Linked DNA regions of Homo sapiens: region 2 is linked to region 1. Evidence: chromatin loops called from intact Hi-C (ENCODE). Cell type or tissue: GM12878. All regions are shown on one strand. Each heading gives the region's core, and the rest is flanking DNA. Links, peaks and the distances in the headings are about the cores only. Region 1 has its middle 36 kb from the start of PHKA2-AS1. Region 2 overlaps PPEF1-AS1 (PPEF1 antisense RNA 1).

The links. Hi-C counts contacts between places; a loop is a spot of excess contacts. Peaks named below come from ENCODE experiments on the same cell type or tissue, not always from the same donor. Only the 100,000 strongest peaks of a DNase experiment are listed, where the experiment ranks them.
Region 2: it touches region 1 in a loop (10-fold over the local background); 2 of 110 quality-filtered maps call a loop at or near these places.

What each region holds. Positions count from the first base shown.
Region 1 is chrX:18,847,018-18,862,244 of GRCh38, forward strand. No RefSeq gene overlaps it. Among named protein-coding and RNA genes, the nearest start is that of PHKA2-AS1, 36 kb to the right of the region's middle. RefSeq lists an enhancer at 9,275-9,514. In GM12878, for the core only: no CTCF peak of the experiment used is centred there; DNase peaks (open chromatin) are centred at 7,544 and 9,364; H3K27ac peaks cover 3,404 bases.
Region 2 is chrX:18,675,580-18,690,806 of GRCh38, forward strand. PPEF1-AS1 (PPEF1 antisense RNA 1) reads right to left here. Exons shown (of 3, transcript NR_046642.1): 3 at 13,064-13,326. It also overlaps a transcript of PPEF1 not described here. Among named protein-coding and RNA genes, the nearest start is that of TRV-TAC1-2, 8.2 kb to the left of the region's middle. In GM12878, for the core only: no CTCF peak of the experiment used is centred there; a DNase peak (open chromatin) is centred at 7,542.

The DNA.
Region 1 (15,227 bases), core at 4,531-12,530:
CTTCTCAGCACAGACCCTTTACGGGTGTCAGGCTGGTGGACGGTCAGGTCTTTCCCTTCCCACGAGGCCATATTTCAGACTATCACATGGGGAGAAACCTTGGACAATACCTGGCTTTCCTAGGCAGAGGTCCCTGCGGCCTTCCGCAGTGTTTGTGTCCCTGGGTACTTGAGAGTAGGGAGTGGTGGTGACTTTTAACAAGCGTGCTGCCTTCAAGCATTTGTTTAACAAAGCACATCCTGCATAGCCCTAAATCCATTAAACCTTAAGTCGACACAGCACATGTTTCTGCGAGCACAGGGTTGGGGGTAGGGTTACAGATTAACAGCATCTCAAGTCAGAAGAATTTTTCTTAGTACAGAACAAAATGGAGTCTCTTATGTCTATTTCTTTCTACATATGCCCAGCTAATTTTGTATTTTAGTAGAGATGGGGTTTCTCCATGTTGGTCAGGCTGGTCTTGAACTCCCGACCTCAGGTGATCAGCCTGCCTCAGCCTCCCAGAGTGTTGGGATTACAGGTGTGAACCGCTGTGCCCGACAGTTGCTGTTTTTAAGACATTGAATTTTAGAGTAGTTTATAATGTGGCAAAAACTAAATTATAAGGAAAAGGATATCTACAAGTGGAGTGCTATCCTAACAAAAACTGAAATATGTGTCAGTAATTTTAGGACAAGGTGTTAGTGTGCCTGGACCAAACTGAGGATCGGGCTGCTATTTCTTGTGGCCCAATAACGAGATGCAGTTGAACTGGAGAGGAAGAGAGTTCTTATTTCTGCAACTGGCTACAGGGAGAAGACCTGGAAATTATGGCCAGGCCAATTCAAAATTACAAAGTTTTCCAGAGCTTATATACCTTCTAAGCTGTATGCCTACGTGTAAGTGTGCACTCATCTAAAGACATAAGTGATTAACTTCTTTTAATCTGTAACTAAGGTCTGAGTCCTGAAGACCTTCCTCTGGAGCCTCAGTAAATTTACTTAATCTAAATGGGTCCAAGTGCTGAGGTGATTACCCGTATCTTGTCTCCTGCTAAATCACGGAGGTTTGGGGAGTTCCTTCAGACCCCCAGTAAACTTGTTTGCAGAGGCCTGGGGAGTTTCTTCAGACCCACAATAAAACATGTTTAATCCTAAATGGGTCCTGTTAAGAATTCCTTCGTTATTTTGTCATGCTTTAAGGCCCAGGGAAGGGCTAGGCAAAACTCTTGGTGGGCTTTTGTTACATTCCAGCCTTTGTATAAGGGCACTGGCTTTTTAGCTTTTAATATTTAACTTAACCACTCAGTCAGTATTGAAACAGTTGTTATGGAGGCCTGTGTTAGTGAGACTTGGCCTGCCACATTAGGGCAGAGGCTGGAAAAGCAGTGAGGAAACAGCAAAACCTGGAAAATTAGCTAGGAAACTGCTATTGCAGGCTACAAAACATGGTTACACATGTTATGTGGTTTTGAAACAATTTCCAAAAGTGTAGTTTATGATAATATGGAAGATGGAAAAGCTTCTTAATGAAATTTGGATTTGACTAAGGAGGTCTACAGGCAAAATGTTGAAAGTGACAGCTGATTGGTCCTAGCTGTGTATAATAGAGTATAAGAAAAGAGAGATGAGCCAAAGCAAAAACTGTTCAGTTTTCAAGCAGGATTTATGAGGAATATAAAGGGGCCAGGGCAGGCTGAGTTGGAAAATAAAAGTACTTTTAATCTCTATCATCCAGCTAGAAGATTTTCAAAGTAAATGAAAACCTGAAGTCAACTTCTACTTCTGGCCAACATGGAGTAACAGGGACCAGATGTATCCTCCTGATACAACAAAAACAAAAGACAGAATATCTGAAACAATTATTTCCAAAACACTGCACATCAGGCACTAAAGAATAGTCATCCTGGAGAGATGAGAAATGAATGAGGTAAACCCTACAATTGCTCCAGCTTACTCCCTTCAGAGAGTTTACAGGCTGTGGCACAGGGAGGGGAAACTCAGGCAAAGCCAGAAGAATCCCTAAATTGGGAGTCCAAGGTGGCTAGAGTTTGTAGGACATAGTCCTGAAGAGGAGACAGCTGCACAGAGAGAGAACTCTGGAAATCTGCAGAGGCTTCCCCTCAAGTTTTTAGCAGAAGGCTGAGCAGGGCATGCACATGAGGAAATTACCTGAGGCCAGGGAAAGAACCACCCGCTGCTCACTTAGGGCCCAGAATAAAGCCTTGTCCCACTAATTAGTGTGGAAAATCTCCTGATTTTTGGAGCATTGGATAGAGTACTCCAAAGGACCTTGCCTCAGTGGTGGGGAATAATTAGCTTTAGACTAAATACTGTTCTCATTCCATATAATTCACCTTATTAACAAACCAAAAAAATCATATGAGTATCGCAGTAAACATAGATGTTGAATAAAATCCAACATCCATTTCTGATCAAACTTCTCAGCAAACTAGAAACAGAAGGAAAATTCCTTAACCTAATAAAGGGCATATATGAAAAACCTACAGCTCTGGCCAGTATAATCAGTTAAGAGGAAGAAATAAAGACATCCAGATTTGAACAGAAGAAGAAAAATTATCTCTATGTGCAGATGACATGATCTGATGGACTGTACAAAAGAGCTACCAGAACTAATAAGCTAGTTTAGCAAGTTTGCAGGATATAAGATCAATATATAAAAATCAGTTTTACTTCAATATACTCACAACGAACAATCAGAAATTGGAATTTAAAAACCAATACTGGCCGGGTGCAGTGGCTCACGCCTGTAATCCCAGCACTTTGGAAGGCCGAGGTGGGCGGATCACCTGAGGTCGAAAGTTCGAGACCAGCCTGACCAACATGGAGAAACCCTGTCTCTACTAAAAGTACAAAATTAGCCAGGCGTGGTGGCACATGCCTATAATCCCAGCTACTCGAAAGGCTGAGGCAGGAGAATCACTTGAGCCTGGGAGGCGGAGGTTGCGGTGAGCTGAGATTGCACCATTGCACTCCAGCCTGGGCAACAAGAGCGAAACTCCATCTCAAAACAAACAAACAAAAACCAACAACAACAATAGCAAAACCAATACTATTAAAAAGAGCTTCGAAAAATGGAATATTTAGCAATAAATGTGACAAAGTATTTGCAAGTTGTGCACTAGAAGCTACAAATATTGCTGAGGGAAATTAAAGAAGATCTAAATAAATCTTGAGATATACTGTGTTGAGTCAGAAGACTCAATAATGTGAAGATCCCCAACCATTCCCAGTTTATTAATCCATAGATTCAACACAGTCCCAATGAAAATCCCAGCAGCCTTTTTTTAAAAAATAGAAATCAACAGACTAATTCTAAAATTCATATGAAAACGCAAAGGAACTAGAATAAGCAAAACAACATTGACAAAGCAGAACGAATTTAGAGAACTAACACTCTACCTTATTTCAAGATGTATTATAAAGCTCTACTCATTAAACGGTGTGGTATTGGTGTAAAGATAAATAAATAGGTTAATAGAACAGAATGGAGTCCAGAAATAGATCCATACATGTGTGGACGACAGACTTTTTGTGTTTTTGCTTTGTAAATAATCTGTTTATTTTAGAATAGATTTAGGTTTATAGAAAAGTTGTAGAGATAGTACAGAGAGTTCTACATACCTCAGACCCAGTTTCCCCTATTCACGTCTTACATTGGTATGGTAAACTTGCCACAATTAATGAGCCAATGTTGATGCATTATTATTATTATTATTTTGAGATGGAATTTTGCTCTTGTTGCCCAGGCTGGCGTGCAGTGGTGTGATCTTGGCTCACTGCAACCTCTGCCTCCTGAGTTCAAGTGATTCTCCTGCCTAAGCCTCCCAAGTAGCTGGGATTACAGGTGCCTGCCACCACGCCCGGCTAAATTTTTTTGTATTTTTAGTAGAGACACACCACGCCTGGCTAATTTTTGTATTTTTGGTAGATGGGGTTTCACTGCATTGCCCAGGCTGGTCTCGAACTCCTGACCTCAGGTGATCTGCCTGCTTTGGCCTCCCAAAGTGCTGGGATTATAGGTGTGAGCCACCGCGCCTGGCCTTGATGCATTATTATTAACTAACGGAGGGGTCCCCAGTCCCTGGACTGCGGACAGGTACTAGTCTGTGGCCTGTTAGCAACTGGTCCGCACAGCAGGAGGTGGGTGGCAGGTGAGCTTGCATTACCGCCTGAGTTCCCCCTCCTGTGGGATCAGTGGCAACATTAGATCCTCATAGGAGCACGAACCCTATTGTGAACTGTGCATGTGAGGGATCTAGGTTGCGTGCTCCGTGTGAGAATCTATCTAATGCCTGGTGATCTGAGGTGGAACAGTTTCCCCCCACCCCAGTCTGTGGAAAACCATCCCCCGACCCCAGTCTGTGGAAAAATTGTCTTCCACCAAACCGGTCCCTGGTGCCAAAAAGGTTGGCAACTGCTGAACGAACGCATACTTTATGCAAATTTTCTTAGCTTCCACTTCATGTTATTTCTCTGTTCTAGGATCCCATCTAGGATACGGCATTACCTACATTCAGTCATCTCGTCTCCTTGGGCTCCTCTTGATTGTGACAGTTCCTTTTTTTTTTTTATAATCTTGGCAGTTTCGAGGTGTACTGCTCAGGTATTTTGTAGAATCTCCCTTGACTAGGATTTGTCTGATGTTTTTCTCTTGATTAGATTGGGGTTGTGTGTTTGGGGAAGGAAGACCACAGAGGTTAAGTGCCATCCTGGTGGCATTTTAGGATGCAAAAATTGTCAACTCATTCTATGAAGCCAGCATTATTCTGCTTGAATAAATTATATCAAGGATACCTACTATCAATATGATGTATCACTGATAATGGTACCAATTTTTCTAGAGTCAACACTTGTAAGTCTGTTTGGTGACCTGTGTCACATTCCAGCATGCAGAGAGACTGAGGTCTCTCAACCCAAACAGAAAGGAACCCAAGCATAGAACTAGACACACCCACTGTATGTACCTACTATGTGTTGGCTGCTGTATTTGGCAGTTTACATGAATGATCTCATTTTATCCCATAAGAGAGATGCCAGTATCTTCTTTGTTCCACCCACGAGGAAAATGAAGATCAGAGAGGTTAAGTACCTTGCCCAAGGTTGACCACCACAGCATAATCTTATTATGGGCCACCATCTCTCTCAGTTGCAGCCAAATGGAGGCAGTGCCAAAATTAAGAGTGTGTTCATGGGCAACAGCTGGAAGACCTTGCCCTAGTGCCCATCAGAAGGGCCAGTAGCTGAGGCGGGGCAGGCAGGTGTCAGTCGGACCCGCTCGGTGGTCAGCAGTGGTGGTAGTGGGGCTGGAGTAAGGAGCCTCTGGGCTCAGGTCACTGAATGGGGCTGTCAAAAGCAATGCTAGATCCTCTTAGGTAAGAACTGGGGCAAGCAGGTCTCAAGGCCAAGGTCTAGCTAGAGGTAGGATACACAGTGAGAGCAGGATCAAAGGCCAAGTCCACTTGACCCACGGTCAGCTCAGCTCTCCAAGCTGCCCCTGCCTGAAAGTGATGCCCTATTCCTGGGCAGGAAGAGCCTAGAGGCCTGTGGACCAGAAGCCGGGCAGAGTCTCATGCCCAGGCGCGTTCTCCCTCTCAGCTGGCCCGCAAGCTCTCTTAAGCCGATTAGGTGCTTTTTTCTACTCTCTGTTTCTCTCTCAAAATAACTTTACTGAGGGATATTTTGGATCCTATAATTCACCCTTTTCAAGTGTACAATTCAATAATGTTTTAGTAGATTTCCTAAGTTAGGAAACCATCACCATAAATCAGTTTGAGAACACTTTCATTAGATCAATAGGATCCCTCGCGCACACTTCTGGTTAACCCTCCTACTGCTCTCACCCTGCCCCACCCCATCCACTCTCCAAGCAACCATGAACCTACTTTCTGCCTATAGATTTGTCTTTTCTGGATAACTCACATAAATGGAACCCAACAATATGTGGTCTCTTGTGTCTGGCTTTCTTCACTGAGCATAACGTTTTTGAAGTTCATCTGTATCATAGCACATATTCATAGTTCATTCCTTTTTATTGCTGACTAGTATAGCACTGTATGGATATAGCACATTTTGTTTATCCACTCATCAGTTGATGAACATTCATTTGCTCTGTCGCCCAGGCTGGAGTGCAGTGGCACGATCTCTGCTCACTGCAACTTCCACCTCCCGGGTTCAAATGATTCTCCTGCCTCAGCCGCCCAAGTAGTTGGGATAACAGGCATGTGCCACCACGCCCGGCTAATTTTTTTTGTATTTTTAGTAGAGACGGGGTTTTGCCCTGTTGGCCAGGCTGGTCTTGAACTCCTGACCTCAAGTGATCCGCTTGCCTTGGCCTCTCAAAGTGCTGGGATTACAGGTGTGAGCCACTGCGCCCGACCTGTTTCTACTTTTTGACTGTTATGAAAACTGCCGCAAAGAACATTCAAGTTGCAAGTATGTGCATGGATATACGTTTTCATTCTCTTGTCCAACCCTCTCTCTTTAGCTTCCATTTCTTTTTTATTGGGTTTCTTCTACACTTTCTACTTCTAAGATTATCCTTCCTTTCTTCAGCTTCCTCACTGGCTTCCTGTTGTCTTCAGCATTAAACTCAAACCCCTTAGTGTGGTCGGAGAAGGTGCCTTCCTCCCCATTCAATCTTATCTCTTGCCACTCTCTTTTTGAAGTGAAGAGGTGTATCACTTACAGAATGGAGACACACTGAGACACAAGTCTAGAAATTATTTCTCACGTGTTCTAATGTTACTCATTGCCAGTCCCCCATATAAGATAATCTGCACTAATGATAACATATTCTTGATTTGATATAGTAACTAAATGACCACTTTGGTTTTTGTTTGTTTGTTTTTGTTTTTGAGATGGAGTCTCACTCTTGTCACTCAGGCTGGAGTGTAGTGTTGCAATCTTGGCTCACTGCAACCTCCACCTCCGAGGTTCCAGCAATTCTCCTGCCTCAGCCTCCTGAGCAGCTGAGATTACAGGCACCCACCACCACGGCTGGCTACTTTTTGTATTTTTGGTAGAGACATGCTTTCACCATGTTGGCCAGGCTGGTCTCGAACTCCTGACCTCAGGTGATCTGCCCACCTCGGCCCCCCAAAGTGCTGGGATTACAGGAATGAGCCACCGCACCTAGCCAGCCTTTACTCATTTTTCTAATGGCTGGTTGTATTTTTCTTATTGATTTCTAAGAACTTTAAAAACGCTTCTCGATACCAATACTTTGTTCTTTATTTGTGAAGCAGATGTCTTCTTCTAGTCTGTGACTTGATTTTTCACTCTTTTTCTGGCATCCATTTTCAAGTAGACGTTTTAAATTGTTATTTGTCCTGTTTGTCAGTCTTTTTCTTTATAATTTGTGCTTTTTGTGTCTTGTTTACAAACAAATCCTTTTCACTCCTGGAAAGATCAGAAAGATACAGTTGATCCTCATTATTCATAGATTTTGTATTTGCAAATTTGCCTACTTGCCAAAATCAGTATCTTCAGTGACCACATGCAAAAGTAGTGAAAAAATCTGAGTCACGCACATTCCCAGCTGAGGTGGAACAAGGTGACACTCTGCCTTCTTGTCTCAGCTGTCAAACTGTAAACAAGTGTCCTTCTTGAGGCACATTTAGTGCCACCGTTTCCACATTTTTGTGCTTTTTGTGGGTGACTTTGCTGTTTAAAATGGCCCCCAAGCATAGATGGAAGTGTTGTCTGGCACTCCCAAGCGCAAGGAAGCTGTGATGTGCCTTACAGAGAAAACACGTGTTAGAGAAGCTTCCTTCAAGCATGAGGGATGGCCCTGTTGGCCGGGAGTTTAGTGTTCAGGAATCAGCAATACAATTCAATGAGATGCCTTTCAACAGAAACATACACAAAACAAGGTTCTGGATTGATAGGGTGATGAAAATGTCGTGACCAGAGGCTCACGGGAACCCTACCCTGTGTTTCCCTTAAGAGCAATGGTTCAGTATTTGCTAATTCAGTGTTCACAGCGAGTTTATAGAACACAGCTATTGTGAATAATGAGAATCAACTGTATCCTCCAAAGGTTTTTTTTAAATTTTGCTTTTCAAGAGCATTTAGCTCTCTCATCCACTAGAAATGATTTTAAGGTATGATGTGGGAGCACAGTTTATTGAACAGTTCATTCTTTCCTACTCATTTGTAAGGCCGCCTCTGCCATACAGTAAGCTTCCATATCCACATGGGTCTGTTTTTAGGCCTTGTGATCCACTGGTCTCTTTGACTATCTTCTCACTAATATCTCATGTATCACATACTATAGGTTTGTAATAGTATTTTTTTTTTTTTAGATGGGGTCTCACTCTGTCATCCAGGCTGGAGTGCAGTGACATGATCATGGCTCACTGCAGCCTCAAGCCCCCTAGGCTCAAGCAGTCCTCCCACCTCAGCCTCTCAAGTAGCTAGGACTACAGGCACACACCACCACACCCGGCTAACTTTTTTATTATTTGTAGAGACAAGGTCTCACAATGTTGCCCAGGCTGGCCTTAAACTCCTGGGCTCAAGTGATCTTCCTGCCTCAGCCTCCCAAAGTGCTGGGATTACAGGCATGAGCCACAGTGCCTGTCTATAATAGTCTTGATATCTGGTAGTATGAGCCCCATCCCCATTACCTTTATTCTTTAACATTTTTTTTTTTGGCCCTTTGGCACTTTGTACAGATTTTAGGATCAGTTTGTGAATTCTGTAAAATCCTCTGTTGGATTTTGATGGGAACTGCATTAAATTTATAAGCTAATCTGGAGAAAGTTGCCACCTTCGCTATATTGAGTCTTCCCATCTGTGAAATGGTACATTTTTTCAATCATTTTAGTCTTCTCTAATGTCTTTCAGTGAAGAATTTATTATCATCCCTATAATCTTGTTTAAAAAACGTATTCCCTGATACATTATGGGGTTACTGTTCTATTTGATGTTTCTTCAATCCTTCTTGTCCTTTTTCCATAGAGTTTAGTTCTATTAGGATCTGATTGTGTCTTATCTAGTCTGCAGTTACTTTATATGTATTTTTAAAATAATCTCTTTCTGGTTATCTGTGTGCATTTGGAGTTTGTGGGGGTATAATTGTATGTTTGTACTATGTGCAGACTGTTGATTGAGTTGGATTAGTCACCAATGGGCTTTGTAATATTCTACTGTGAACTCATCATTAGCAGGGTTTATTTTTTTGTGTGTGAACATTCCATGATATTTGGGATGTGGGAGCTTCAATTCAAAGAAGTTTTTTGTTTGCTTCTGCCTTGTGCCCCAGGAGTATCACTGCTTGATGAATAATTCTCACGGTACTTTTTAGTCTGGAGTTTCTGAACTATGTGGGTAGAGTAAAAGCAATGTGAATTGTGGTCTTGTGGTTTTGACTTCTCAGAGAGCTTTTATTTTTTTCCCACCAAAAGCCCTGTGTCCTGTGGTCCCTCTTGTTTTTAAATCCTTTCATTTATAGAATAGTTATTTGAGGGTCTCAGCTGTAAGCAAAGCTCTCTGGGCAATTCCCTAGCTCCCAGAGCCCCAAAGCCTCATTTCCTGCCCCTGTGTGGGCATTCATTCCCAAACCCCCAGGCTCTGCAGACAGTTGCTCCCCATTAACTCAGGCACTCACCCTTCTGCTTTTTCATTTCCTTCTTTGTTTCTGGCACCCGGGGATTTGATTTTATTATTTGTGGGCCTAGCTCTACATTTAAAATAGTTAAGTTACATTTTACCCAGTATTTCTAAGTGATTATAGTAAAAGAATTTTCAGGTTGTCTGAGTCCACCATATTGCTAGCAGTTGATAAGTAGATTGTTTGTATTCTTTGCTGTTTGTTAATAATCTTTAGGCTTCATATTTTTTCCCAGACAATGACCAAATGTTCATAATATGCCATGTGCTTGAGTTATGCAACATAAATCATTTCCTGGGTCTCAATTTTTAAACCTTAGTAGGACCTACTTCTAAATTTCTGTATCTTTTTTACATAGATGGGATCATATATGTATTTTTTGAGGTGGGGTCTGGCTATGTTGCCCAGGCTGGCCTTGAACTCCTGGACTCAAGCAATCCTCCTGCCTTAGCCTCCCAAGTAGCTGGGATTACAGGCACGTGCCACCACACCTGGCCTATACTTTGTTGTTGTTGTTGTTGTTGTCATTTTTAAACAAGGGCATATTATTTTCCTTTTTCCCTTTCCTCCCCCAATATCAGCATGACCCTCATCCCCTTCTCCCTCACTGAGGGAAGCCATTTTAACCTGCTATATGGCCTTCCAAGTTTTTTTTTTTTTTTTTTTGAGACAGAGTCTTGCTCTGTCGCCCAGGTTGGAGTGCAATGGCTTGATCTCAGCTCACTGCAACCTCTGCCTCCCGGGGTCAAGCAATTCTCCTGCCTCAGCCTCCCAAGTAGCTGCGATTACAGGCGCCTACCACCACCTCTAGCTAATTTTTGCACTTTTAGTAGAGATGGGGTTTTGCCATGTTGGCCAGGCTGGTCTTCAACTCCTGACCTCAGGTAATCCACCTGCCTTGGCCTCTCACGGCCTCCTTACAGGCATGAGCCACTGCGCCTAGCCAGCTTTCCATATTTTTATCTGTCTGCATATAAATCTATAGAGACTCACATATATCCTCATATGTACATGTATTTACACCCCCAGGAATACATAATCAGGGTGGTTTTATTGTTGTATGCTGTATGAAAATGGGATTATATATATATAATATATATATTATAATATATTTTATATATATATATATATATATTTTTTTTTTGAGATGGAGTCTCACTCTGTTGCCCAGGCTGGAGTGCAGTGGCGCCATCTCGGCTCACTGCAAGTGCCACCTCCCAGGTTCACGCCATTCTCCTGCCTCAGCCTCCCCAGTAGCTGGGACTACAGGCGCCCACCACCACACCCGGCTAATTTTTTGTATTTTTTTTAGTAGAGACGGGGTTTCACCGTGTTAGCCAGGATGGTCTTGATCTCCTGACCTCGTGATCTGCCCGCCTTGGCCTCCCACAGTGATGGGATTACAGGTGTGAGCCACCGCGCCCGGCCAAAAATGGGATTATATTATACATGATTTTCCACATCCTGTTTTTCTTAACCAACAATCAATACCTAGTTGAAATCCCTGCAAGTTATTACAATTTTAAGTCTGGTGTTTCTCAATACACAAATCATGAATGTACTGCTTGATGAGTTTCCACAGTGAATACACCCACGTAACCAGCACCCAGATCAAGACATAAAATATTACCAGTGCCCGAGAACTGCTACCTCTCCCAACGTGCCTCCTCCCCTTGACCTCCCACCTCCCCAAGGGTATCCATCCTCCTGACTTGTAACAGCATCGATTTCTTTAGTCTGTTTTGTGCCTTACATAAAAGAAACGTTCAGTACATACTTTTTTGCATATTATATTCTTGACATTTATAATGTTGTTGCATGTAGTTGTGGCTTGTTCGTTCTGGTTGTGGTATACTATCCCATTGTGTGACTATACCAGAATTTATCGATCTATTCTCCTTCTAATAGGCATTGGGGTTATTATGGCCAGTGCTGCCATGAACGTTTTTGTTCATTAATTGATTCTTTTTAATGGCTGTATAATATTCCTTGCTATGGAGGACCACCCTTTATTCAGCGATCCTACTTTTATTAGGTGTTTACTTTGTTTCCTGTTCTTGACCACTAAAGCAAAGCTGCAATAAATATTGTATATATGTCCCTATGTAGAGATACTGATCTATCTCTACTAATGGAACAATGTATTAGTCCATTTTCATGCTGCTGATAAAGACATACCCGAGACTGGGTAATTTATAAGGAAAAAGAGGTTTAATGGACTCGCAGGTGGCTGGGGAGGCCTCACAATCATGGCAGAAGGCAAAAGGCACATCTCATATGGCGGCAGAAAAGAGAACTTGTGCAGGGAGACTCCCCTTTATCAAACCATCAGATCTCGTGAGACTTGTTCACTTCCACAAGAACAGCATGGAAAGACCCGCCCCCATGATTCAATTCCTCCCACTAGGTCCCTCCCACAACATGTGGGAATTGTGGGAGCTACAATTCAAGATGAGATTTGGGTGGGGACATAGCCAAACCATATCAGACAGATTGCAGGAAGTCAAATTGCTGGTTAGTATAGTAATTGCCTTTTAAAAGTAAATGCTGTTGCTTGTTTTTAAAACAAAACAAAACAAAACCCTGTGACAATGCCATTACTGTCAGCAATGCCTGAAAATTCCCCTTTCCCTCATCTCTGTCAGCATTGGATGTTAGAGTTCTTTCTGTGTTTTGTGAATCTCATGAGTATAAAATGATATTAGCATGATATATTCCCTGACCACTAGACAATTTAAGCACCTTTTCATGTGTTGGGACTTGTTCTTCATATTTTTTGCTCATTTTTTTTTTTTTGGGTCTATACATCTTTTTCTCATCAATTTGCAAGATATTTTTGTATACTGTAGAAATTAACCCTTTAGGCCAGGCACAGAGGCTCATACCTGTAATCTCAGCACTTCGGGAGGCTGAGGTGGGGGGTCACGAGGTCAGGAGATCGAGACCATTCTGGCCAACATGGTGAAACCCCTTCTCTACTAAAAATACAAAAATTAGCTGGGCGTGGTGGTGTGCGCTTGTAATCCCAGCTACTCAGGAGGCTGAGGCAGGAGAATCGCTTGAACCCGGGAGGTGGAGATTGCAGTGAGCCAAGATTGTGCCACTGCAGTCCAGCCTGGGTGACAGAATGAGACTCTATCTCAAAAAAAAAAAAAAAAAAAGAAATTAACCCTTTATTATACATTTTTGTCCACATCTATTGTTTGTCTATTGACTTTGTTCATGTTACCTTTTGCCACTGAGAACTCAAAATAAAATCCACACCCCCACTAACCAGCTGAGTGGAACCCCTCTTGGCCAAGGGCACCCCAGAAAGACCTTAAAAACTGTGTTCCCTGCCATGAGAGCTGGGAGGTTGGAAACATCTCGTTATACCATCTCCCTCTGCAGTTTAGACAGAACAACTAACCAGAATTAATGCTGAAATAGAGATCATAAGACTGATGGAAGGGACCCTCTGTGGCAATAAGATACCAAATTATAAACAAGACCTAAAGCCACGCCAGGCAAGGGTTAAGTTACACGCTCCTACACTTAAAGAATCAACTATGGGCCGGGCGTGGTGGCTCACACCTGTAATCCCAGCACTTTGGAAGGCCGAGGCAGGTGGATCACCTGAGGTTGGAGTTTGGTTTTTTTTGTGTTTTTTTTTTTTGAGACGGAGTCTCGCTGTCCCCCAGGCCGGAGTGCAGTGGCGCGATCTCGGCTCACTGCAAGCTCCGCCTCCCGGGTTCACGCCATTCTCCTGCCTCGGCCTCCTGAGTAGCTGGGACTACAGGCACATGCCGCCACGCCCGGCTAATTTTTTGTATTTTTAATAGAGACGGGGTTTCACCGTGTTAGCCAGGATGGTCTCGATCTCCTGACCTCGTGATCCACCCACCTCGGCCTCCCAAAGTGCTGGAATTACAGGCGTCAGCCACTGCGCCCGGCCGAGGTTGGGAGTTTGAGACCAGCCTGACCAACATGGAGAAACCCCATCTCTACTAAAAATACAAAAAAGTTAGCTGGGCGTGGTGGCGGGTGCCTGTAATCCCAGCTACCAGGAGGCTGAGGCAGGAGAATCTCTTGAACCCGGGAGGTGGAGGTTGCAGTGAGCTGATATCGAGCCATTGCACTCCAGCCTGGGCAACAAGAGTGAAACTCAGTCTCAAAAAAAAAAAGGAATCAACTGTGTTCTAATTGCCACAAGGATTTTTCTTTTCCCTTTTATTCTAGCAACTAAACAAGCACTGGTTTTGAAATAAGCAATGTTGATGCAATTGCAGCTCACCCACCACCAAACACTAAGTGACCCCCCAACCCTCTGTTCTACCAGCCATCACTACAGCTTTGATAGGGACTAATTGTTATCCATTTAAATGTTAAGTCTCCCCGCCAAAGTGAACATGGGATGTAACCCGTTCAGCATAAATCTTTGTTCCCCACTCCCTCGAAGTGTCTGCTGGAGGCTACACTTCGCAGCCTGTGGGATAGCCAGCCTGCAGGCTATATAACCCTTTATAAGAAATAAAGGCTCCTTTCCTGTCTGGGCATGGAGGCTCATGCCTGTAATCCCAGCACTTTGGTAGGCCAAGGCGGGCAGATCACGTGAGGTCAGGAGTTCGAGACCAGTCTGGCCAACATGGTGAAACTCCGTCTCTACTAAAAATACAAAAAATTAGCTGGGCATGGTAGCACATGCCTATAATCCCAGCTACCCGGGAGGCTGAGACAGAAGAATCATTTGAACCCGGGAGGTGGAGGTTGCAGTGAGCCGAGATCACACCACTGCACTCCTGCCTGGGCGACTGTGCGAGACTCTGTCTTGAGGAAAGAGAAGAGAGAGAGAAAGAAAGAAAAAGAAAAGAAAAGAAAAGAAGAAAAAAAAGAGAAAGAAAAGACATGAGGCCAGGCAAGCCTTTTCCAGATAAGGTTGATTAAGACATGCCCAGAAATGTTGGGCATAAGGGAGACAGTGCAGGAGAAAAAAATTCTCCAGCTGCCTCTGAGGGGAGTGCACTGCGGTGTCTTAATGAGGGTGACATACCTAATTCATGAGGTTAGGAGAGTGTCCACATGTGCAGGGTGGAATTCAAGAAGCACAGGCGTAGTAAGGGGTTATGCTAACACATACATCACATGAGCGGAAAATGGCAGATAAGCCCCTCCTTGGGCGGTCTGGTCTTGTGCACATGTGGGTGATAGGGTTAACTCCTTTGAGTAAGATTTATGTTGGGATATTGCTTATTTTAGTTTTTCAAGGTCCTGCGATCAGCCAGTATGGTGCCTTGAGTAAGATTTATTGGGGGTTGCTGTTTATCTTAGTTTCTTCAAACAGCTTGCAAGGTCTGGTCAGTATGTATGGAAAAATACATTAGTGGGCATGGGCCAAGTCCTGTCCCTATGGCCTCATAGGTACTTATTCAAAAAAGCCTATTTACTGTTGTAATGTATCTGGTATCCAGTCTCCTTACCAAATATCGTTACTCTAAAAGTTTTTTAATAGAATTGTTACAGTAGGTAGCTAGTCAGACATTAAACAGGACAGGAGAGCACCCCTCCCCTTCCCTGCCAACCACCACCAGGAATGTCAGATGTCAGGTGACCATCAGGTCATGGTCAGTCGGTTA
Region 2 (15,227 bases), core at 3,178-11,177, 170 kb before region 1:
CTCCTTAGTCTAGGGCTGCAGGGGTTGGGGGACGAAGACGTGTAGACGGGGCCACCCGTCTATGGCTTCCAGGGTGGCAGCGGCCCTGGCCACGTGATTGAGGGGCCCAGTGCAAAATGAAGATGCCAGGCCCCTTGTTAAGTTTTTGAGAATTTCACACGGTAACAGCAGAGTATTCAACCTGGTGCGGGGTCCCTGACTTGCTTGCAGGACTGTAGTCTGGGTAACGGGCTGGGACCCTCCATCACAAAGGGTGATTCTTGTTTTTCATCGTCAGTGTCATTTGCCTTCTTCAGGGCTTCCAGGTGGATCTTCGTCACCACCCTAGGATTGCTCACCATTCTCAAGCTTGAAAACCCACCTGCAATCATTTGGGCGGGGGGGGGGGGGCATCTTTAAGCGCCCAGGTGAACTTGGTCTGCAGGCAGCAGCTGTCCTTTTCTCTGGATCTTCTGCTGAGGTCGGTAGGTTGATAAGTGATACTGATTTTGTGGCAGGAACTCCCTTCAGCCAACTCCTGTCTTCCTGGGAAGGCCTCTGGAAGAAACCAGGTGGGTGCAGGGAACACTAAGGTGGGGATCTGGATGTTCGTCTTGATTTGGCCATTCATGAGCTGGGTGCTCGAGCTAGTCAGTTCACCTCTGGTCTCAGTCTCCTCCTTTGTAAATACAAGGGTTGGACTAAACACGTCCCCTTTCACCTCTGGGTCTCAATGTTATGCCCATCTTCCACGTAGGAAAACGGAGGCAGTTATCTGCCATGTAATCCCCCCCACACACACACCCCCGCCCCCCGCCCAGAAGTAGAGGCAGGCCAGCTAGTGGCGTGGGTTTTTCTAGTACCCGTTTCCCGATGTCCTCAGTTAGCTCCCTGTCATATTCATCATGGGGCCCCCTTCTAGTCTGCTTTTTTGGTGAGACGTTTTCAGAGGCCTCTCGAGCGCTTGATGCCTAGATTGTGGGCCACGAGATGACCAGAGTGGCCAGCCACCGGCCGGAGGATACGTTCCTGAGAGCTCCACGTTTCCCACTAGTCAGTGAGCCTCAGGACTCCTGGGAAGCCTGATAATAAGTGTATCCCACCTGTTTCCAAACCCCTAGCGGTCGAAAACAAGACTGCCAGGAACTGGCCCTAAAGTTACACCCACTGGTTGTGTTTTGGATGGTGTCTCTAGGAAATGCTTTGCTCTCCAGCCCCCCACATCCCGATTTTTCTGTCTGCCCCTGGGTATAAAGGTATGTTTGCCAAGTTCCCACACTTAACCTCTGTGCAGAAAAGAAGCTGGTGTCCCTCTGTTGCATGCTTAACCTCTGTGCAGAAAAGAAGCTGGTGTCCCTCTGTTGCATGCGACACAGGTATCTGCCTTTGGTGAAAAACTCTTGTTCCTTTTCTCCATTCCAGGAGGGAAACTGTGTTCTGTTCTCCCCGCCGCCCCTCGCAAGGTGTCATCACAATCTTTTTTTTTTTTTTTTTTTTTAAGACGGAGTCTCGCTCTGTTGCCCAGGCCGGAGTGCAGTGGCACGATCTCAGCTCACTGCAACCTCTGCCTCCCGTTCGAGCAATTCTCCTGCCTCAGCCACCCAAGTAGCTGGGATTACAGGCGCCCCCCCACCATACCTGGCCTACTTTTTGTATTTTTAGTAGAAATGGGGTTTCACCATGTTGGCCAGGTTGATCTCAAACTCCTGGCCTCAAGTGATCCGCCCACCTCGGCCTCCTGAAGTGTTGGGATTGCAGGCGTAAGCCACCGCGCCCGGCCCCACCCAGCTCAAATTCTGTGGTCATTTTTATCACTTGCTTGTTTGCCCTTTCATTTCTTCCTTGTGCTTGTTGGTAAAACCACAATCTCTTACATCTGACTGTCTCCCTACCCTGCCCCTGAACATGGCCCAAGAAGAACACATCCAAGCTGACTGGTTTCACACTAAATTCATGACTGCTTAGCTCAAGTGAACCCTTTCTGCAGTCCAGAATACGTGTCCACTTCTAAGGACGGTTTCATGTCTTATCTCCGTAAACCTCCTGTACCCCCAACCCTAATCTCGGTTACAGCTGATGATCTAGCTTCCTATTGCGGTGAAAAAATGGAAGCAATCAGAAGAGAACTTCTGGAAGTCCCCTGCCAGCCACCGTCTGCTCTCGTGCTCTTCCTCTGGATCAGGATGGGTTGGGACTGGCTAACTCTGTCGTAGGAGGCTGTCCCGTGTATTGTAGGATGTTTTGCAGCATCCCTGGCCTCTATTCACTGGATGCGTGTAGCACACATCCTCCCCCACCACCCAGTTGTGATGACCCAAAATGTCCCCTGGGGGACAAAATCTTGGGAGTTCTTTGGCAATATCTGGAGACGCTTTTGTTGGTTATGACTGGGAGAGGGGTACTATAGGCACCCAGGAGGGAGAGGCCGGGGCGCTGCCAAACATCCTGTGGTGCCAGCTACTCTGGGGGAGTGAGGCGGGCAGAATCCCTTGAGCTCAGGAGGTCGAGGCTGTCGTGAGCCATGATTGCACCGCTGCACTCCAGCCTGGGTGACAGAGTGAGAACCTGGCAAAAAAAAAAAAAAAAAAAAAGCCGGGTGCGATGGCTCACGCTTATAATCCCAGCACTTCGGGAAGCTGAGGCGGGCGGATTGCTTGAGCTCAGGAGTTCAAGACCAGGCTGGCCAACATGGCAAAACCCCATCTCTATAAAAAAATACAAAAAACTTAGCCAGGCATGGTGGCGCACACCTGTAGTCCCAGTTACTCTGGAGGACTGAGGCAGGGAGGATCCCTTGAGCCTGGGGAGGTCGAGGCTGCAACAAGCTGAGATCGCATCACTGCACTCCAGCCTGGGCGACAGAGTGAGACCCCGTCTCAAAAACGAAAACAAAAGCAAAAAAACAGGAAAAAAGCTCTTAATTCCACTTCCACCTGTGCCACTTCCATGTCTCTGCTCTCCTTTATAATACAGTTCTTAGATTGGTCTGGTGCTCTCTCCAGTTCTGTCCCCCCACTGGGACTTGTTCCAGCACTCCACCAAAATTCCTCTGATCCAGTGATTTCCACATTGCTACACAGAATAGCTCTTCCTTTTCATCAGATTTGATCTACTAGCAGCATTGAAAACAACCCATCACTCTGTTTTGAGGTACCTTCCCCTCGGCTTTTAGGATGCGGACCTCTCGCGATGTTTATTTCCTCTCACTGCATACTCCTTTTTGGTCACTTTTGCTGGAGCCTCATCTCTTTGACCTTTAAACACAGCCGTACCTCAGAGGTCTCGGTGCTTGGACTTCTCTATTTGTTCTCACCACCCCAGCGACCTCATTCAATCTAATGGCTTTCAATACCCTTGAGAACCTAGAAGATTCCAGTGTGTATCTCTAGTCTAGACTTTTCTCTCAAACTCCAGACCTACATGTTCAACATCTCCATTTAGATGTCTGTTAGGTTAGGCATCTCACATGTCTGTGTCCACGCTTCTGATCTCTGCCCCTAAATCCGCTTCTCTCTTGATCTGTTTTTCTTTTTTGGAGACAGTTTTGCTCTGTCACCCAGGCTGGAGTGCAGCAGCGCCATCTTAGCTCACTGCAACCTCCACCTCCTGGGTTCAAACAATTCTCGTGCCTCAGCCTCCCGAGTACTTGGGATCACAGGCGTGCGCCACCACATCCGGCTGATTTTTTTCTGTATTTTTAGTAGAGATGGGCTTTTGCTGTTTTGGCCAGGCTGTTCTTAAACTCCTGGCCTCAAGTGATTCACCCACCTCGGTCTCTCAAAGTGTTGGGATTACAGGCGTGAGCCACCGTGCCTGGCCTCTGTTTTCTTTATCGCAGATAATGGCAGCTTCATCTTTCCAGCTATTTAGGCCTAAAACTAAGAATCATACTTGATTCTTCTTTTTCTTACACCCCCAGTGTAATCTTACTAGCAAAGCTTATTGGCACCACCTGCAAGATCTATCTATGCTAGCTTTCTGTCATCTCCCCAGCTACACTCTAATCAAAGCCACTATCACATTTTGCCTGGATCATAGCCAGTAGCCTCAGATCTTGGCCTTTCAGCTTCTGCCCTTTCCCCCCTACAGACTATTCTCCACACAGTAGCCAGAGTGGTCCTTTCAAGATTCAGATTAGCTCTCATCATTCTGTGCAAAACCCTTCAATGGCTCCCTACCTCAACTAGAAAAGCTGAAGCCTTACAGTGGCCTACAAGGCTTGTGCCTCTCTGGTTATAAATCCTCTTACTGGCCAAGCACAGTTGATCATGCTTGTAATCCCAGCACTTTGGAGGCCAAGGTGGGCAGACACTTGAGGCCAGGAGTTTGAGACCAGTCTGGCCAGCATGATGAAATCCCGTCTCTACTAAATATACAAAAATTAGCCAGGTATGGTGGCATGCACGTGTAATCCCAGCTACTTGGGAGGCTAAGATGGGAGGATCGCTTGAGCCTGGGAGGCGGAGGTTGCAGTGAGCCGTGACTGTGCCATTACACCCCAGCCTGGGTCACAGAGCAAGACCCTGTCCTCAAAAAAAAAAAAAAAAAAAATCCTATAACTTTGCCTTTGCTTTGACTGCACTCCAGCCACACCGGCCTGCTTGCTGCCCTTCAGTTACACTAGGCCTCTCCTGCCTCGGGGCCTTTGCTGCTGCTGCTGCTGCTGCTGCTGCTCTCAGCCTCGAATAGTTTTTCCTTAGATCACGCTGTTGCTTGTTCTCTCACCTTGCTCGGGTCATACCCAGATATCTTCTCAGTGAGGCCTTTCCTGACTGTCTACTGAAAATTGCTATTATTCTTTTCCATTCATGCTAGAGACTCACTGCCCCCCTTTCCTGCTTATTTTTCTCTGCAGCACTAAATTTCTTCTCTTTTTTTTTTTTTTTTTGATACGGCATCTCGCTCTGTCGCCCAGGCTGGAGTGCAATGGCGTGATCTCGGTTCACTGCAACCTCCGCCTCCTGGGTTCAAATGATTCTCCTGCCTCAGCATCCCGAGTAGCTGGGACTATAGGCACCTGCCACCACGCCCAGCTAATTTATATATATAAATATTTTTAAATTTTATTATTATTATACTTTAAGTTTCAGGGTACATGTGCACAACGTGCAGGTTTGTTACATATGTATACGTGTGCCATGTTGGTGTGATGCACCCATTAACTCGTCGTTTAGCATTGGGTATATCTCCTAATGCTATCCCTCCCCCTCCCCCCACCCCACAAGAGTTCCCGGTGTGTGATGTTCCCCTTCCTGTGTCCATGTGTTCTCATTGTTCAATTCCCACTTATGAGTGAAAACATGCAGTGTTTGGTTTTTTGTCCTTGCGATAGTTTGCTGAGAATGATGGTTTCCAGTTTCATCCATGTCCCTACAAAGGACATGAACTCATCATTTTTTATGGCTGCATAGTATTCTATGGTGTATATGTGCCACATTTTCTTAATCCAGTCTATCGTTGTTGGACATTTGGGTTGGTTCCAAGTCTTTGCTATTGTGAATAGTGCCACAATAAACATACGTGTGCATGTGTCTTTATAGCAGCATGATTTGTAATCCTTTGGGTATATACCCAGTAATGGGATGGCTGGGTCAAATGGTAATAGAGATGGGATTTCACCATGTTGGCCAGGATGGTCTTGATCTCTTGACCTCGTGATCCGCCCACCTTGGCCTCCCAAAGTGCTGGGATTACAGGCGTGAGTCACTGCGCCTGGCCTGCAGCACTAAATTTCTACATATTTACTAATTTATTTTGTTGATTGTCCCCACCATCCTCGACTGGAATGAAAGATCCATGAGGGCATGGATTTGGCTTCATTCTCTGTTGTATTACGCAGAGTCTAAATAGTTTCCAGCATATAGTAAGTGCTCAGTGAATATGTCTTGAAAACAATGTGTCAGTGTTGAGGGTGACTCAAGCCAGGGCAATGAGTTCCAGTAAGAGCTAATCCTGGATTTTTGCTTGACTTCTTGAGCAGAGACGTTTCCTAATTCACCCTGGACTTGAACGTGAGATGATGTAGAGGCTGGCACTTCTGCTGCCATCTTACTATTGCGTTATATTAGGGCTCTTGGTTGCATACAACAGAATCCTCTTGTTCAAAATATTCACTTTTCTTCCCCATGTAGGATTTTGACACCATGGTCCCCCGATAGACTTGCCCAGGTGGCTTTGCTTTGCCCAGTTGAATGTGAGCAGAAGTGATGAGTATCACTTCCAAGCAAAAGTGTAAGAGCCAGTGTGGTGGCTGCTTCTGTCCTTCCCCTTTGCTGCAAGAAGAACAGCAATGCCCCATAGACAGGTTGGCCTGAGTTTCAGAGGGAAGGCTCCATGTTACATAACTGCAGCCCATCTGCACTGTCCGCGGAACTGGAGTGCAAAACAAACCTTTATCATTGTAAGCCACTAACGTTTGGGGTTGTTACGAAAGCATAACACCACCTAAGCGGCTTCAACACTCCCACAAGTTTAAGAGGAAAAGGAGTTTATTAAAGGACACCAGATGGCTCACAGGATCTCCAAGAAGGCCTCGGTGACTCCAAAGCCAGGAATGATGTCCAAATCTCACTGAGGGACTGCACCAGCGCAGGTGCGCACTGCTGCCTCCTCTGAGTACATATTTAGTAAGTCACACCAGTGTTGGAGCCCAGAATCTTGACCACTGCTGTCTCTGGAAACTGGACACCTCTGCCACTAACCTTGGCAGTAGATGGCCTTTGGGAGCCCTCCACGTCTTCAGGTTGCCCTCTTCTGGATTGAAGTCGCTGGCAGAGCTGAGTTTACCTGCCTGTGCTCTTGCTATCAAAGAGGCTGGAAAAGCAAATTTCTTGTTTCTACTTTGGCGAGTTAGGAGTCAAACAGGAGGAATTACCAAGACATAGGGAGGAGGTTCAGAAGTTAGTGAATGACCATGAAGCATGAAAGACGTCCACGACCTGCTGGAGACCTGAGGATGGAGCGGACACCAAGGGATCCCAGCTGAGCAATAGAGCAGCTGGGTGCCATGACTTACGCCCCGGCCCCAGTCATGCATATACCATTGACTCTTCAGTTATTTGAGGAAACCATTCCTAGCTTTGCTTAAGCCAGCTGGAATGGGCTTACTGACACTTGCAATGGAAAGAGTCCTAATGATCTGTGTCTCAAATGGATGAGCGTTGGCACAGTGGCTAACGGTGGTGCCCTGGCTCGGATGCCTGAAAGTTTTGGTTGTTCTCAGTCCCCAGTAAGTGGGGATGAGGCTGACAGTTATGGGAATGGCCGCTTCTGGTAGGGTAGGTGTATTAATCTGTTCTCACGCTGCTAATAAAGACAAACCCCAGACTGGGCAATTTATAAAGGAAAGAGGTTTAGTGGACTCACAGTTCCAGTGGCTGAGGAGGCCTCACAATCATGGCGGAGGATGAAGGAGGAGCAAAGGGACGTCTTACATGCTGGCAGGCAAGAGAGAAATGAGAGCCAGGCAAAAGGGGAAGCCAAAACCATCAGATCTCATGAGACTTATTCACTCTCATGAGAACAGCATGGGAAAGACCTGCCCCATGATTCGATTGCCTCCCCTCCGGGTCCCTCCCACGACACGTGGGAATTGTGGGAGCTACAATTCAAGATGAGATTTGGGTTGCAGCACAGCCAAACCGTATCACCTGGGTTGTGGTTTCCCTGTCTGCTGGGGAGCCAGTAGTTCTCATGTACAGCAGGGCGCTTGCTCACGTGTGGCACAGTAACCAGGCCAGGTACAATTATACAGTGGGCAACATGTCTGTGTCAGATAGTGCTAGTTGCTTATCTACTAGCAGATATTGAGGAAAAGAGGAATATCCGTTCCTCTTTTCCTCAATAAGACAAGTAAAAACGCACAGTTGTACAGTGCTTGCTGTGTATTAGGGACTATTCTAAGTGCTTCACTCGTATTAACTCATTGAATCCTCATGAGAACCCTGTACTATTATCATAGTTTGCAGGTGAGGAAATCGAGGCACAGAGTAAGTTGGTAACTTGACCAAGTCACACAGTGACATAAAGAAGCAAGGTTCTAAGCCCAGACCATCTGGCTCCGTGGGCTGTGCTTAGCCTCTGCACTATAGTGCCTGATTTTGTTTGCTTTGGTGATGTGTCTGGCTAAAACAGCTTCATTTCCTTGAAAGGAGGTAGACCCATTTGGTATCCCCCCTTTTGCCCATAGTTCATCTCTTTCTGCCTGGAACGTGAGTGTGGTGCTAGAAGGAGGGCATCACTTTCTGTCGTGATTACTATTTTGCACCCATGAGTTGACAATTGGGAAGAAGAAAGCTGCATGGCTTGGCCTAAAGAAGGAAGGTGCCTGGGTCCCAGCCCCAGATTCCCTACTCCAGATTCCTTGTGAAATGAATAATAAAATCCCTCATTTTTAATGCTACTGTTTAGTAGAAGTTTCAGTTATATGAGGAAAAATACAGATCCTACTGATTGAACCTTTGCACATAGCTCACCCGTAGCTCTCTCCTGTACCATTTTGACAATGTCTTTAATTTGTCCCCCAGCTACCAAGGGCTTGCCCTGTGTTCCAGTCCCTTGATGGAAGTTGTTCATTATCACATGCCTGCAATATGTCTGGGAACACAGTGTTGGGTAGTGCGGGAGCTTTTTTAAAAAAAGTATATGACATGGCCTCATCTCAAGAAGTCTGAAGAACATGAGTTAACCCAAAGGACTCATTTGTTCCAGTATGTTAATGGAAGATAGTGGCTTGATGTGGTTTTCCTAATGTAGGATGTTACTAGATCTGAATTTGGGCCCGGTCTCCTTTCTCTTAAAGAAGAAACTTGACAAAAGAGAAGGCTGATGAGGGATAGGCAGGGTGATAAGCAAAAACCTGTCTAATAGGAAAGAAGGCCTCACATGGTATACCTCTCCAGACCAGCTATCTATAACCTTCACAATCACCCACGATCACTTTCAGTGAGATTACATTTCCTAGAGATGGCCACTCGAGAGAGAAACAGATGAGCTTAGAATGTTTTGTCTCCCCCTCTCTTACTTAACCTATCTTGGGATGTGTCTAGTATCTTTTTCTCTCTCTCTTTTTTTTTTTTTTTTAATTTGAGGCAGAGTCTCACTCTGTCGCCCAGGCTGGAGTGCAGTGGCACAATCTTGGCTCACTGCAACCTCCACCTCCCGGGTTCAAGCGATTCTCCTGCCTCAGCTTCCCAAGTAGCTGGGATTCCAGGTATCCGCCACCACGCCTTGCTGATTTTTGTATTATTAGTAGGGATGGATTTTCACCATGCTGCCCAGGCTGATCTTGAACTCCTGACATCAGGTGATCTGCCTGCCTTGGCCTCCCAAAGTGCTGGGATTACAGGCCTGAGCCACCACACCCGGCAGAGATGTGCCTAGTTTCTAAAGTCACTCCCCTGTGACTAGGTAACTGAACACAGAACAATTTGACTACTACTGCCCACTCCTCTAGAGTCCCATTTAAAAGGCAACACCTGATAGCAGCCAGTGCTAATTGGTGATGGAAATGGAATGGGTTACTCCCTCGACTCCCACAACACTTACTGCCTGATTTGTTTCCACATGGATTCAACTGGGCACGCAATAAGACTTGCCTCTAAGCTTTCTGCACAGTCTGAGGGAAAGATTTCAAGTGTGGTGCAGGTGTTAAACTCCAGTCATATTGTGTATTTTTACTAATGATTTCAAGAATTGGGGATCTTTTGGATACAATTTGGGTAGAGTCCTAAGGCCATCTACAGTAATAAAAGCAAAACCAATTAGTAGGTTGTTTAATTCATTTAGAGGCTATCTGCATGCTAGCAGTTTTCCTCTGCTAAATCCTGTTAAGATGCAGTGGGTTCTGCCAGGCACGGTGGCTCACGCCTGTAATCCCAGCACTTTGGGAGGCCGAGGAGGGTGGATCACGAGGTCAGGAGATCGAGACCATCCTGGCTAACACGGTGAAACCCCATCTCTACTAAAAATACAAAAAATTAGCCGGCCGCGGTGGCGGGTGCCTGTAGTCCCAGCTACTTGAGGGGCTGAGGCAGGAGGATGGCGTGAACCCGGGAGGCGGGGCTTGCAGTGAGCCGAGATCTCGCCACTGCACTCCAGCCTGGGTGAAAGAGCGAGACTCCATCTCAAAAAAAAAAAAAAAAAAAGAAAAAAAAGCAGTGGGTTCTATTTTGTGCAGACGGAGTAGGCTGCCATGACAACTGTCTGTGAATATTATTTCAATATTAGTCATACATTTCTAGCGTCTGCTTCTGGGCTCAGCGTTCTTCTAAAGCCTGGATACAAATTTATTCTTAATGGACCTCTCCTGGACGTGTTTACAAAAAGAACAAAAACAAAACACTTTCAACTGGCTGACTTTTTTTTTCTTTCAGAAGAGAAATTTGAATGAATTCACACAACTGAAAATTGATTGTGAATCTTATTGTCATTTTTTCTTTTAAAAAGGTGATTGTGATGTGAACTTATATGGTGCTGGATTATAGATTTTACTGAATAGAAGCACTACACCAGGATTTGGAAAGTTCCCCTGTAGGCATGTAGTCCTTACAGTAAAATTATTATTTTTTTCTTCTAACAGTATCAGAAAGAATCTTGTAGTTGCCTGTGGCAGAAGATCCGACCCAAACTGAGCAAAACCAGTTTCAAACGAATCTGGTTTGAAACTTCCGAAGGTAAGATTTGATCCAGAGACTAAGGATGGAGGGCTCCGGCTCCATTTCCCTGCCTTTTGGTTGGCCCTTCCCCATGTATCAATTTCACCCCCTGGACTGGCTCTTCTCATGGTGAAACCTTGCTCAGAGCACCACACTAGGGGGAGATAAGTGAGTCTGTCCCAGCACTCTCTCCAGGTACCCCGAGATTCACTCATAATATCTTTCTTTAGCTATACGCCCACCCCAAACACTCCTTTTTGCCAGGAGAAGAGGATATGCTGTCTTAGGCCTGAATTATGTGCTTGTTCCTGAAAAGTTGCTGTTGCTTGGGGAGTGGGCTCGGATAATTGGCTTAAGTCAACCAGGGCCCGCGCTTAGAGTTGGGGGCTGCGTCAGTCCCATGCAAATCACTTGGCTAAAAAACAGGAAGCGGGGGTGATTTCGAAAAGGAAAATTGTGATTCTATTACAAGGAAGTTAGGGGACTATTTGCTAGCCACCTGGTTAGGGAACAGAATGCTGGCCTAATGATAATAATAATAGCTAACATTTATTGAATACTATGAGCCAGGCACCAAGCTGCTTTATAGTTGTATTGGTTAGAGAATGTGTTTGGCTGCCTGAAATAAGGTAAATAGAACACCAGGGGCTTAACACAGAGCGCTTGGTTTTCGTCCCACATGATACGAAGCCAGGAGATATACAGTGTCACATTGTCATCCAGGTCTCAAGCTCGTCCCTCCATCCTGCATCCATCCTGCATCATGGTTTCGCTATTCTCAGTGTGAGGCTTTCTTCCTAGTGTGCATGAGATGGCTGCTCCTCCTCCAGGCATTGTGTCCTGGTTCCAGGCAGAATAGGGGGAAGGACAAAAGAGAAGAGGCTTATGCCAGCTGAGTCTTTTCCTTTTTATCAGGAAAATAGCTTTTCTGGAAGCCTCAGCCCATAGATTTCTGCTTGTATCTCAAGGGCTAGAACTGTGTCACATGACTACCCATAGTTGCAAGGGAGCCTAGCAAATCAAGTTTTGTTGCCCGAACACTGCCACCTAGAACAAAACGGGGGTTTTATTAGTAAGGAACAGGGGGAGAATGGACAGTAATGATCAGTGGCTGCTACAATGTGTGTTAACCCATTCATTCGTTACGTCAACCCAGTGTGATTGGTGCTATCTGTAGCCTCGTTTTATAGTTGAAGCAATAGGCACAGAGAGGTTATGTAATTTGCCCAAGCTCACACAGAGCTGTTAAGTGGTTGAGCAAGAACTTGAACCCAAGCAAGCTGACTCTAGAATCTAATTCTATTATGTCCCTAGACACATCCTGACCCACTGGCCAGACCACATTTCTTCTCTAGGATGTATATCCACTTGGGAAATGCAGGCCTCTCCTGGAAATGGTAGCTAATACTTGTTTAGCACTTTATAGTTTACAAAGAGATTGCCACTTAAATTATTCTCTTTAAATATTCTTCTTTTTTTTTTTTTTTTTTTTTGAGACAGAGTCTCACTCTGTTGCCCAGGCTGGAGTGCAGTGGCACGATCTCAGCTCACTGCAACCTCCACCTCCCAGGTTCAAGTGATTCTCGTGCCTCAGCCTCCGGAGTAGCCGGGACTATAGGCGCACACCACCATGCCTGGCTAATTTTTGTATTTTTAGTAGAGACGGGGCTTTACCATGTTGTCCAGGCTGGTCTCGAACTTCAGACCTCAAGTGATCCACCTGCCTTGGCCTCCCAAAGAGCTGGGATTACAGGTGTGAGCTACAGCGCCCGGCCTATTCTCATTTTTAAAATGAGGAAACTGAGGTTTAGAGGAGTTATGTAAGTTGCCTAAGATCCCCAGGTTGAAAGTGGCAGAGCTGATATTTCCTCAAAATTATAAAAACTTACTCCAGTTTCCCTTTCTTAATCTTCCTGTTCTTCTCTGCACAGAGGAGTTCATTTCTAGTTTTTTTAAATGGCAATATTTCACTTTAGGCCCTATATTAACTTCATAACCTTCTCACGAAAACCAAACCAGAGAAATCTTGGCTCTCTCGCCTACTTGTTTTCACATAGGCCACCAGGAGGAATGTGCCACATCAGTGGGAACTGTGACAGAAGTAAGTAATGGAGGCCTGGAAAGGGAGGTGGTTTTTCTCTCACATCATATAAAATCCAGAGCTTCCGTCAGAAAATGAAAGTGTTAGTTACAAATAGCTCTTATTGACCTGTTAAAGAGTTATTAAACATGTAGACATTGCTTCTCATTAGTTACATCAGATTAATTTGTTACTTTTCTTTAAAACTATTTCATAAATTGAACTTGTCACTGAGTAAGAATTGACAGCCCACTTCACTGGGATAAATTAGAGAAGTTTCACTACATTACTGACACGTCAGTTTGCTTATGATTATTATTTCTCTCGTTCTTTCCAAGTCTTTGAAATCTTTAGCTTTTGGCATTGCTTTATTTACATATCACAACATTCTTTTGTTTTGGTCTTACTACTGAGTAAACCATAAAAATTAATTGTAGAATTAATACATTTTAGGGAGACATGAGAATTCAATCAAATACATTTAAGAAATACATTGGTTCAGTTCAGAAAGGCAGGACAACTCGAAGCAAGGGGGAGGAGGGGCGTGGCTTCCGGGTTATAGGTAGATTGAAAAATGTTCTAGTTGACAGTTGGTTGAGTTTATCCAAAGACCTGGGATCAGTAGAAAGGAGATGTCTGGGTTAAGGGACTGTGGAGACCAAAGTTCTTATTGTGCAGATAGATGAAGCCTTCAGGTAGCAGGCTTCAGAGAGGACAGATTGTAAATGTTTCTTATCCGTCCTAAGGTCTGTGTTTATATTAATACCGGAGAGGTATAATGAGGCATGTTGGACCTCTGCTTCTCGTCATGGCCTGAAGCAGTCTTTCAGGTTAAATTTTAAAGTGCCCTGGCCTAGGAAGAAGTCCATTCCAATGGTTGGGCGGGGATTAAAATTTTTCTTTTGGTTTACACTCCAAAAGCTATGAATGAGGCCAGGTGTGGTGGCTCACGCCTGTAATTCCAGTGCTTTGGGAGCCCAAGAATTTGAGACCAGCCTGGGCAAGATGGTGAAACGCCATCTCTGTAAAAAATAAAAAATTAGCCGAGTGTGGTGGCGGGCACCTGTAGTCCCAGCTACTTGGGAGGTTGAGTGAGGAGGATGACTTGAGCCCGGGAGGTGGAGGCTACAGTGAGCTATGATCGCGCCACTGCACTCCAGCCTGGGCGCGATCATAGCTCACTCTCGACAGAGTGAGACCCTGTCTCAAACAAATAAAAATAAATAAATAAAAAGAGTACTGTGTTATAGAGCAGTGCCCCTCAAAGTATGCTTCACTGTCACCTGGGAGCTTATTAGAAATGCAGCTTCACAGCCCCACCCCAGACCTACTAAATCAGATTGGGATTCAGCAGTGATTGGGCCCGGGAATCTGTGTTTTGACAAGATCCCTAGGTGACTTGTAAGTGCATTAAAGTTTGAGAAGTGCTGTTTTAGAGTTTTACGCAAATGAGTTGTAAGACTGACAGATTGTGCACCCTTTAAATTTTGGTGAAAATAAGAGCTTCGGCTTTAGTAAATTAGACCTATATTGAATCCTGGATTCTCCTTTGAAAGTCTCCCAATCCTAGTCTCCAGTTAGCTACTCCGGGTCACGAGCCTTAGCTCAACTGTATGCTTGACTCCATCCCCCATCAACACCTTCACCTAATTAATCCACATTCAACCTTCCACTGTCAGGTCAAAGATGACTTCCTCAGAGAAGGCTTTGCTCGACCCCCCACCTCACTCTCATAAAATGAATACTTGTCCTTTGCAATTTCACATTTATGATTATTTGATTCATGTTTACTTCTCCTACTAGCCTATAAGCTTTAGGAGGGAAGAGACCTTACCAGTTTTGCTAACTGGTATATCCCCAGGGTGTAGAACAGTACCCGGCACATAATAGATGCTCAACAAATATTTATTTAATGAATATATGAATGAAACCAAGCCAGGAATAAGTGCACAAAAGAAAATGCTCTGAAAATGTTTTCCAAAGGCTTCTCCGTGAACTTTTAGGCATTTGAGGCAGTAATAGTGAGGGTTTTGAAAAGAAAGCCCTGGATATTTTCTAGGACTTGTTTTTTTTTTTTTTTTTTTTGGCGGGGGGCAGGCGTGGAACAGAGTCTTACTCTGTCACCCAGGCTGGAGTGCAGTGGCACTGTCTCAGCTCACTGCAACCTCCACCTCCCGAGTTCAAGTGATTTTCCTGCCTCAGCCTCCTGAGTAGCTGGGATTACAGGTGCCCGCCACCATGCCCAGCTAATTTTTGTTTTTAGTAGAGACAGGGTTTCACCATGTTGGCCAGGCTGGTCTTGAACTTCTGACCTCAGGTGATCTACCCGCCTTGGCCTCCCAAAGTGCTGGGATTACAGGCATGAGCCATCGTGCCTGGCCCAGGCCTTGTTTTATCAACATTCCTCCAAGAAACAAACTTTTCTTTGTTTACCATGTTCATGAACACAAAAATAGTTGATAAGGAGGCAATGGTGACAAAAAGAAAGCTGGAATCTGCCTTTCAATAAGCAA